Linked DNA regions of Homo sapiens: region 2 is linked to region 1. Evidence: read pairs that join two places in POLR2A ChIA-PET (ENCODE). Cell type or tissue: PC-3. All regions are shown on one strand. Links, peaks and the distances in the headings refer to the core of each region. The heading gives the core; the rest is flanking DNA.

Region 1 (4,395 bases), core at 133-4,132:
TGCTAGGCTATGACATGGGTAAACAGATGTTACATCTTTCAGGGCATCACACCATAGGAGTGGTATGCCTTACATCACATGGGAGATGTGAATGGCTTATAAGGAGTCCCAAACACTAGGACACCAGCCAGTTGAGGTCTGACTTCAAGACAGTTGGGTCTTGCACAGATGGTAGAAACAGATGGTAGAATGTATATTTGTGTATGGGGGGAGAGGGTGCCCTGTATTCCACCCTTTATTCCCCCCTTGCATTCTGAGACTAGAGCTTGGCCTATGGCACCGACAATTCCTCAGTCCTGAATAACATGTATAGGCTACAGCATTGCCTAGTTCCATAAGTCACCCTAATGGTTAAAGTTTTGCCACCTGTCACCTTAAAATACCCCAACTTTGAATGGATTCTGAACCATAGCCTACGTGTTTAGAATGTCTAGTTTGATGGAGCACAGATGGTTTGGGGAGCGCTAACATTCATCTTTACTTTGCCTTCATCTATTATTTTGCCCAAACGTGTTTATCCTACAGCCTGCTTACTAATGGCTCAGTTTGTTCTAGCTAGTTGTGGTTTGGGAGTAGGAGGCCACTCTGCCCACTGTTAGATGAGGGGATTGTAAATGTTAGAGAGGGCCGGGGTAGAGGAGTACTCTTTTTAAGAAAAGTAGTTGACTTTGATAATGAAAAAGTATCATCATGATTATCGTCATGCTGTTGAGTGCTTTACTACATTTCAGGCACGATAAGGTTATATATTTAATACTTACAACTTTATGAGCAGCTGTCGTCATTATCGCCACTTTACAAATATGGAAACCCAGGCAAAAAGAGGCTAAGTAACTTTGCCAAGGTCTCACAGGTAGCAAATTGCAGAGCCAGAATGCAAAACTACTGCCTTATGATCTGCTTCTCTAAGTAGCTGGGAATGGAGAAAGACGGCGAGCAGATGTATAGAATGCACTGATTAGGGTGACTGGGTGAGCTCTGTGCTGAGTTATACTTCAAGATGTACAGGACAGAGTTAGGGAAATGTGAGACCAAGGGCTTTTCTGGGCAGGAACAACCATACTGGCTGCTGTGGCAAGGTTAGAGCCTGCCAGGTAACTACAGTGAGACTTCCTTTTCATACAGATTGGGGGAACTGGCAAGACAAGTTATCATCACCTCCACATAGCAGGTGAGGGAAGGGAAGCAACAGCAGAGGCATTGGTGTTTTGTATTTAGAAGGGCACATAGCCTAATGCTAAAACTCACCCATTAGTTACATCAATGTTTGGATGCTCTTTGAAAGACTTCTCAGGAGAGGTGTGAGAATGATTTGATTTGAAGGTGGGTTTTAGTCTTGACCGTGTGCCACAGCAAACAAAATGAAACTCCCCTTGAGATAAAGGTAATCAAGATGAAGGTGTATTTACAAAGATGAGCAGTGGGATTTATCCAGTGACTCTGGAAGGTAATCCCCAGATTTAGTGCTCCATGAATACCTTGCCATGTTCCTAAGCTGGTAAATTACTCTGAGTTTTATGAGAGCGGATTGTGGGAAGCATCTAGATGAAATTCAGCCTGTTTCACCTCGAGTCCAGGGCTCACTAATGCACCCCAGGTGTGCAGACTGCCCAGGCTTTCTGCCTTGGAAGCCTCAAGGAACTTTCATCCCAAAGGGAAGCTTTGAAGAATACCAAGGACCTTTCTATCTGTCCTTGATTTTTTGTCATTTTTCTGCCCACATTTGGTAATTGGAGATATTTGTGGTGTTAAAGCCGGACTTGTTCCTTCTCAGCCTGCCCCCTCCAGTAGTGAAATTTTAAGCCTGTGGCTTTGATTATGCAAAGCAGTGATTTCTCTGCAGTGTCCCTCAGATGTAAAAGGAGAATGACTGAAATACTAGAAAGGAAGTTACGGGAAATCACCAAACAACCATTTTCCATGTCTACAGATCCTTTCATCTGAGGGCAAAAGAAGCTGGAGAGGGTGCCTCCAAAGGTGGGGGTTTGGAGGAGCACAATTTAAAATTCTCTGGGTTGTAGGCTAAGGATCAAAGGGTTATGTCCTCAGAATTACACGGTGAGTCACTGGAAAAACTCTGAGTAAAAGTCAGGCATCCTGTTTTCCAATCTTATATGCCTAATAATTTCAACTGGCTTTAAGACAGTACATTTATGTATATTTTTCATTTAGATCCATTGCCACCTAAAGAATATAATGATGTATGCATTATATAGATTATGGTTTCCATGCCCTAGAGCATCATGAGGTGTTTTGCCATGAGAATACAGTGGGTTAGGTGAAGAGGTGCTTGAGAAGCCTTGGTGTCTAATGTGTGGTCTCAGTACTCTGTGGAATCTCCTCCTCCCTTACAAACCACTGCCTCTATTCAAGCCATCTTGTGCTTCAATTTAGAAGTTCTCCTTTAAGAGAGAGTTTTCCAAAGCTAAATTAACAGCTATGCAGTGTACTGAGTAACTCTGTGATTTACTTTTTCCAATTTTGACTGCTGTAAGCATTTCAGTTTGTTTCCCACTAGTTTGGATCAACATGTTGGTTTTAACTTTATCTCCAAATGTAATGATTTTACATATTATAGACAAATGTGTTTGCACAGTTAAGGGCAGCAGGATTTGCTTGAACAGAGAATATGTGAGTTCTGTAACTTTTAATATTCAATTCAATTTAAATTCTTTTTCATATGTCCTTTTTATATATTCCAGTTTCTGATTATGGGTAACCTGACTTGAAGGTCAGACCATCTGAAGTGAAGATGGTTAAATTGTATGTGTTTGCACATGCATACACGTGTGTGTGTGTGTGCATGCATCCACATACACATGGGTGTTCATGTGGTAAAGGAGAGCCAGAGAGATGTTTAATTTCCTCACCACATTGTAGAAACTGAAAGAGACATGTACTGCAGAAACAAATTCTGAGATACGTTTGCTAACCACTTTTTTAGGTTTCACCTTCCGGGGAAAATGTTAAGGCATTTGCAAACATGCCTAGTTTCTTAGCGATTTAAGGCGCATAGACTCTCTGTGACTACACCTAGAGAGGTAAGACATGGAAAAGAACATAAGCTTTGAGCCACCTAGATTAGGGGCTTAATCTGGCCACACCACTTTTTAGATGTATAACTTCAGGTTGATTACTGGACCTGTATTCCTTTTCTTTCCTTGGTTGACACTTGTTCCAACTTATGATGTTGGTTTATGATTTTGATTTTAGTTTGGTTAACTTCTTATTTGGGGGATTTTGACTGACTTAATTTGTTCTCATCTTGTGTTAGGGTTCTCTAGAGGGGTAGAACTAACAGGATAGATGAATATATGAAGGGAAATTTATTAAGTAGTATTGACTCACACGATCACAAGGTGAGGTCCCACAATAGGCTCTCTGCAAGCTGAGGAGCAAGGAAGCCAGTCCAAGTCCCAAGACCTCAAAAGTAGGGAAACCAACAGTGCAGCTTTCAGTCTGTGTCCAAAGGCCCAAGAGCCCCTGGCAAATCACTGGTGTAAGTCAAGAGTCTAAAAGCTAAGGAATTTGGAGTCTGATGTTCAAGCGCAGGAAGCATCCAGCACAGGAGAAAGATGAAGACTCAGCAAGTCAAGTCCAACTTCTGCCTGCTTCTTTCTAGCCACACTGGCAGCTGATTAGATGGTGCCCACCAAGATTGAGGGTGGGTCTGCTTCTCCAAGTCCACTGACTCAAATGTTTAACTTTTTGGCAACACCCTCACAGACACACCCAGGAATAATACTTTGCATCCTTCAGTCCAATCAGGTTGACACTCAGTATTATAACCGTCACACATCTGTTATCCTATTGATCCTGATTCTTGACCTCTAGCCGCAGTTCCATTCAGAGAAGATTAGAATTGTTTCAGAGTTGGGCTAGGCACGATGGTTCACACCTGTAATCCCAGCACGTTGAAAGCCCAAGGTGGGAGGATTGCTTGAGCTCAGGAGTTTGAGACCAGCCTGCGCAATATAGTGAGACCCCATCGCTACAAAAAATTTTTTAAATTACCTGGGTAAGGCCGGGCGTAGTGGCTCACGCCTGTAATCCCAGCACTTTGGGAGGCCGAGGCAAGCTGATCACGAGGTCAGGAGATTGAGACCATCCTGGCTAACATGGTGAAACCCCGTCTCTATTAAAATACAAAAAATTAGGCGGGCGTGGTGGCGGGCACCTGTAGTCCCAGCTACTCGGGGGGGGTGAGGCAGGAGAATGGCATGAACCTGGGAGACAGAGCTTGCAGTGAGCGGAGATCACGCCACTGCACTCCAGCCTGGGCGACAGAGGGAGACTCCATCTCAAAAAAAAAAAAAAAAAAAATTACCCGGGTATGGTGGCATGCACCTGTACTTGGATGTCCCAGTGGCATGCTCCCAGCTACTTGGGAGGCTG
Region 2 (4,395 bases), core at 236-4,235, 360 kb after region 1:
AGAATATGTAAAACTGTATTTCTTCTCCAGCTGTACTTTCCGAGCCCTACATTGGTCTAAATGGAAGGATACCTTTCAGTACCAGCCCAGTCATGCTTTTGCATGATTACCTCTATCAAACTCTATTTCTTTGGAAGGAACTCTTAAATTTACTGTCACATAAATGTTTCCTGGTAGCTCAGGTTATCCTTTGTAAAATTCTGTCTACCTCTACAGCTTGAAGTTAATTTTCCTTAAGTCTTCAAAAATAAAAGTTCAGTCTTGTTATTGATTTAGATCCTTGTGGAAATTTTTTAGTATTTCCTTACTCTTTTAAATAGTCTTTTTCCCCCCTTTTGCTGCTTTTCCTATTGGTTTTCTTTCATTAAAAATTGAGACCCAGCCAGTCGCAGTGGCTCATGCCTGTAATCCCAGCACTTTGGGAGGCCGAGGCGGGCGGATCCCTTGAGCCCAGGAGTTTAGGACCAGCCTGGAAACAGAGATGCTGTCTCTACAAAAAAAAATTGAAAAAATTAGCTGGGTGTGGTGGTGAGCATCTATAGTTCCTGCTACTCGGGAGGCTGAGGTGGGAGGATCACTTGAGCATGGGAGGTAGAAGCTGCAGTGAGCCATGCAGTGAGCCATGACTGCACCACTGCACTCCAGCCTGGGTGACAGAGTGAGGTCCTGTCTCAAAAAAAAAAAAAAAAAAGGCACCCAAAATTTTTAGAATGACTGTCACAATAATAGCACATGTCCCTGAATAGAGATCCTACCTTAATGTTGGTTAAAGGGGGTTGCTCTTAAAAAGGAACCATGGCCAGTCGCAGTGGCTCACGCCTGTAATCCCAGCATTTTGGGAGGCCGAGGCGGGCGGATCACGAGGCCAGGAGATTGAGACCATCCTGGCTAACACGGTGAAACCCCGTCTCTACTAAAAATACAAAAAAATTAGCTGGTCGTGGTGGCGGGCGCCTGTAGTCCCAGCTACTCGGGAGGCTGAGGCAGGAGAGTGGCATGAACCCAGGAGGTGGAGCTTGCAGTGAGCCGAGATCGCGCCACTGTACTCCAGCCTGGGCGACAGAGCAAGATTTCGTCTCAAAAAAAAAAAAGGAGCCATGAATCACTGAAACAGATTTTATTTTTGTTTTTGTTTTATTTACCTCTGCAATATCCTTTTAAGATCAGTGTGATAGGAGACCCATCCTAAGGGATTGTTGGAAAAGAGGAAAAACCCTTAATGAAAAGTACTATCATTTTAGTTCTTCTAGATTTAGCCCATATCTTGAGATTAAAAAGACAATTAATGGGATATTTTGAGTGAGACCTTCACATATATGCTCCCTTTGATAAAATTTGTGTCTATGGCAGTTTTTTTTTCTTAATCGACCTTTTCATTTCTTTATTTATTAGTTTAAAATATTTCCATGTGTAATCTCATTTTAGTTTTCAAACGAATTGGTTAGAAGAGGTATTTTGTCCCCATTTTAATTATGTAGAAACTGGTTCACGAAAAGATGATGATTTACCCAAGGTCATGTAGCTAAGTGGTCAAAAAACTAGGCTGAGCATCAAGATGTCTTCATTTCTGGGTGTTTATTTAAGTCAGCGATCTCAAACTGGGGCCAGTAACACACTTAGGTCTTGCTAGGAGGGGACCCTGACTTGGAACCCACGCTTCAAAGAGCCTAACTCTGGCTCTTTCCAGTCCCATGGGCCAAAGAGCCAAGACACCTCACATTCTGGGTCCCAGGTTCCCAGAGTCCTGTCAAATGTCACCAAGTCCATTTGAGTCTGTCCTCCTAAGGGCATTCTGCACCTTTGATGTGAGCAACATTAAGCCAGAGGGACAGCCAAGGGGAGGCTGTTTGAGGAATCAGGGGATAGACAGAGCTTGACTCCCACAGGTGTGCAGGCTGGAGCTGGGGTGAGAAGGGGAGGGCCGGGGGCCAGGAGCCAGCTCTTCTCTGCTGCCCTGTATCTGTGTGCAACTCCAAGATGTCCCAGGACTCTGAATTCTCACACCTGGCTGCCAGGTCTTTAGGAAGGCATATTTTTTCATTGTAGGCAAACAGAATATATTTTGTTTAACAGTTAGTGAGCTTGATTTATACTTTTAAATATTTAGACATATGATATGGGGCCTCCATTTGTACTCTTGCTCCAGGCCCTGCAAATGTTAGGGGTGGGCTTGCAGAACGCCAACATAGTTTGTTTGGCTAGCACACCGCTTTTTTTTTTTTTCTTTTTTAACATCTTGAATTAGTTTCTAACACTAACAATTGGGAGATTTTGAATAAGAATAGAGATTTCTGATTTCTCTTTTTTAAAATTACAGAAAATCATGGGCCTTCCTACTTGTATGGCGAAAAAGAGCTGGGGCTGAGCAGGATCAGCCTGCCCTGGGTGGGGCTGGGCCAGTGTTTCCTGATTGGCCACAGTTCCCACCTGTTTCCCTTCTCTCATTTCGGTAACCTCTGATCTCTCTGGCCACTGAGGGCATTTGAGTTTGTCACCCTTGATTTACATCCTTCTTTAGATATGTCCTTTCTGTATAAAGCCACCATGCCATCACATTTAACACATTGTTTTTGCCTCTTTTCTACAACTTCCCTCAAAGAAAGTTTTTTTCTCCATTAGCTAAGTGTAAATCCCTACATTTTAGTATGGATAAATGCCTATAATTTTGCCATCTTATTCCCTAACTTCTGAATCTTGGGAAATCATTAAAACAACAGCTAGGAACTTCAAGAGAGCAGTTGCTCTCCACAGGGATCCCCCCTTTCTCCATGCCATGCGAACTGGAAACCCAGTGCAATGGATTTTCTCACTTTGACCCCAGTGAGGGAGGGAGATTTTTGATAACTGACAAAGAGCTTTTGTTCAGGTTTGCAACAGGATGGATCAGCCAGCCCCACCTCATGGCCCCATGCTTCTTCCAGGTTCATCTTCCCCTTCTGCCCCAGAAAAGCCCCCAGCCACAGCCTCCTTGCCTCCAAGTCGCCAGCACTCCGCCCCCTCCTCCGCCTGCCTCTCAGTCTGGAAAACAGCTTTGCACGTTAACCTCCAGGGGCATTCACTGGGTTTCCAGAGGGGTCCCCAGCCCCACAGGCTGCCAAAATAGGCTCTTTACACTCCATAGATGGGAGAGAAAAATCTGCTTGTTCGGTTGCAACTGTCAAGCAAAGGACATGCTGAGCTCAGATAGAAATAGCAGCAGGGTCAGGGCAGGGCAAGGCCCCAGCATTTCATTAGCTCGGCCCAGCTAAGGGTGATTGAATGCACACAGTGGCCCATGAATGGGGCCATGGAGGGCAGCCACACAGTGCAGCACAGAAAAATCATTCTTTGGCCGCTGTCAGCTGGCTCAATGGGACTTAATTATTGGGATAATGAGAACTGATTTTCATTGTTTTAATTTTGGGGAAGGGGTGAGAAAGGAGGGACTTTTCTTCCTCATCTGGGTGAAAGGATGCTAAACTGTGGCCTCTAACGGTCCCGTATCCTCCAGGCTGCTGTTGGCTCCTGTGTTTGCTGTTCTTTATCAGTGCTGTAAGAGAGTGTTAGGATGGTCATCTGTGTCAGTGTCTCCTTTAGGGCCTATAAACCTGGCAGGATGTGTCCTCAGAAGAGCATTTCTGTGCTGGCATCCACGGTGAGCAGCTGTACCAAAGCAATAGAGGGACAGAGAGAAGCCACTGGACAGAGCTGCCCATGCTCAGCCCCTTCCAAATGCCTCCAGGACATGAGGGAATCCTACCCTGCTCCTTTTTTTTTTTTTTTTTTTTTTTTTAAATACAGGATCTAGAGAATTCAAATGATCTGCTCGAGGCAAACATAGGATCGTCTGAGTTCCTTGCACCCTGTTCAAGGTTCAAGAGCCTAGGACTCTACTGCAGACCACACCACAACACTGTTGGATCATCAGACCTCTTCTAGCTACGAATCCTTGACAATTGAGATAAGGTCCACTTACATGAACCCTGAAAGTCATTACATATGACTTATTCAGCCCTCCCTTATTCAATTTGATTCACTTGCCACCTTCCCAAGATCTTACTCTTCATGTGGAAATGAGAGACTTATTTATTGCTCAGCTTGTTCCCTCATTTCTCTAGGTAACATGTACTACTAGTGGGATCATCAAACAATAAGTATTTGCAAAACTGGGCTTAGCGTGGTTCTAGGTGCTGTGCAAGTATATAATGACACCCCCCAACCCAAAGAAAGTCACCTGGGGAGACCTGAAACAATTAGAGAAACACACAAGGGGACCCTAATTGAATGTGAATCTCTCTAGCCAACCAAAAGAAAGAGAGGGTGGGTTTAAGGGTAGTGAGGGACACTTTGTGAAGAAATGACAGCTTGTGAGGACTCCAAGGTTGAGTAGAATTTCAACAAAGAGCAAAGAATGGA

What was found. ChIA-PET counts read pairs that join two places held together with the same protein. Peaks named below come from ENCODE experiments on the same cell type or tissue, not always from the same donor. Only the 100,000 strongest peaks of a DNase experiment are listed, where the experiment ranks them.
Region 2: POLR2A ChIA-PET joins it to region 1 with 7 read pairs; 2 of 35 experiments call an interaction of 5 or more read pairs at or near these places.

Annotation. Positions count from the first base shown.
Region 1 is chr14:68,179,790-68,184,184 of GRCh38, forward strand. The region is part of intron 7 of RAD51B (RAD51 paralog B); the gene reads left to right. Among named protein-coding and RNA genes, the nearest start is that of RAD51B, 360 kb to the left of the region's middle. In PC-3, for the core only: no CTCF peak of the experiment used is centred there; a DNase peak (open chromatin) is centred at 2,062; H3K4me3 peaks cover 1,031 bases; H3K27ac peaks cover 1,789 bases.
Region 2 is chr14:68,536,420-68,540,814 of GRCh38, forward strand. It overlaps LOC124903334 (a long non-coding RNA gene), which reads right to left and starts at 1,085. Exons shown (of 3, transcript XR_007064223.1): 1 at 1-1,085. It also overlaps a transcript of RAD51B not described here. RefSeq lists an enhancer at 3,015-3,575. In PC-3, for the core only: no CTCF peak of the experiment used is centred there; no DNase peak of the experiment used is centred there.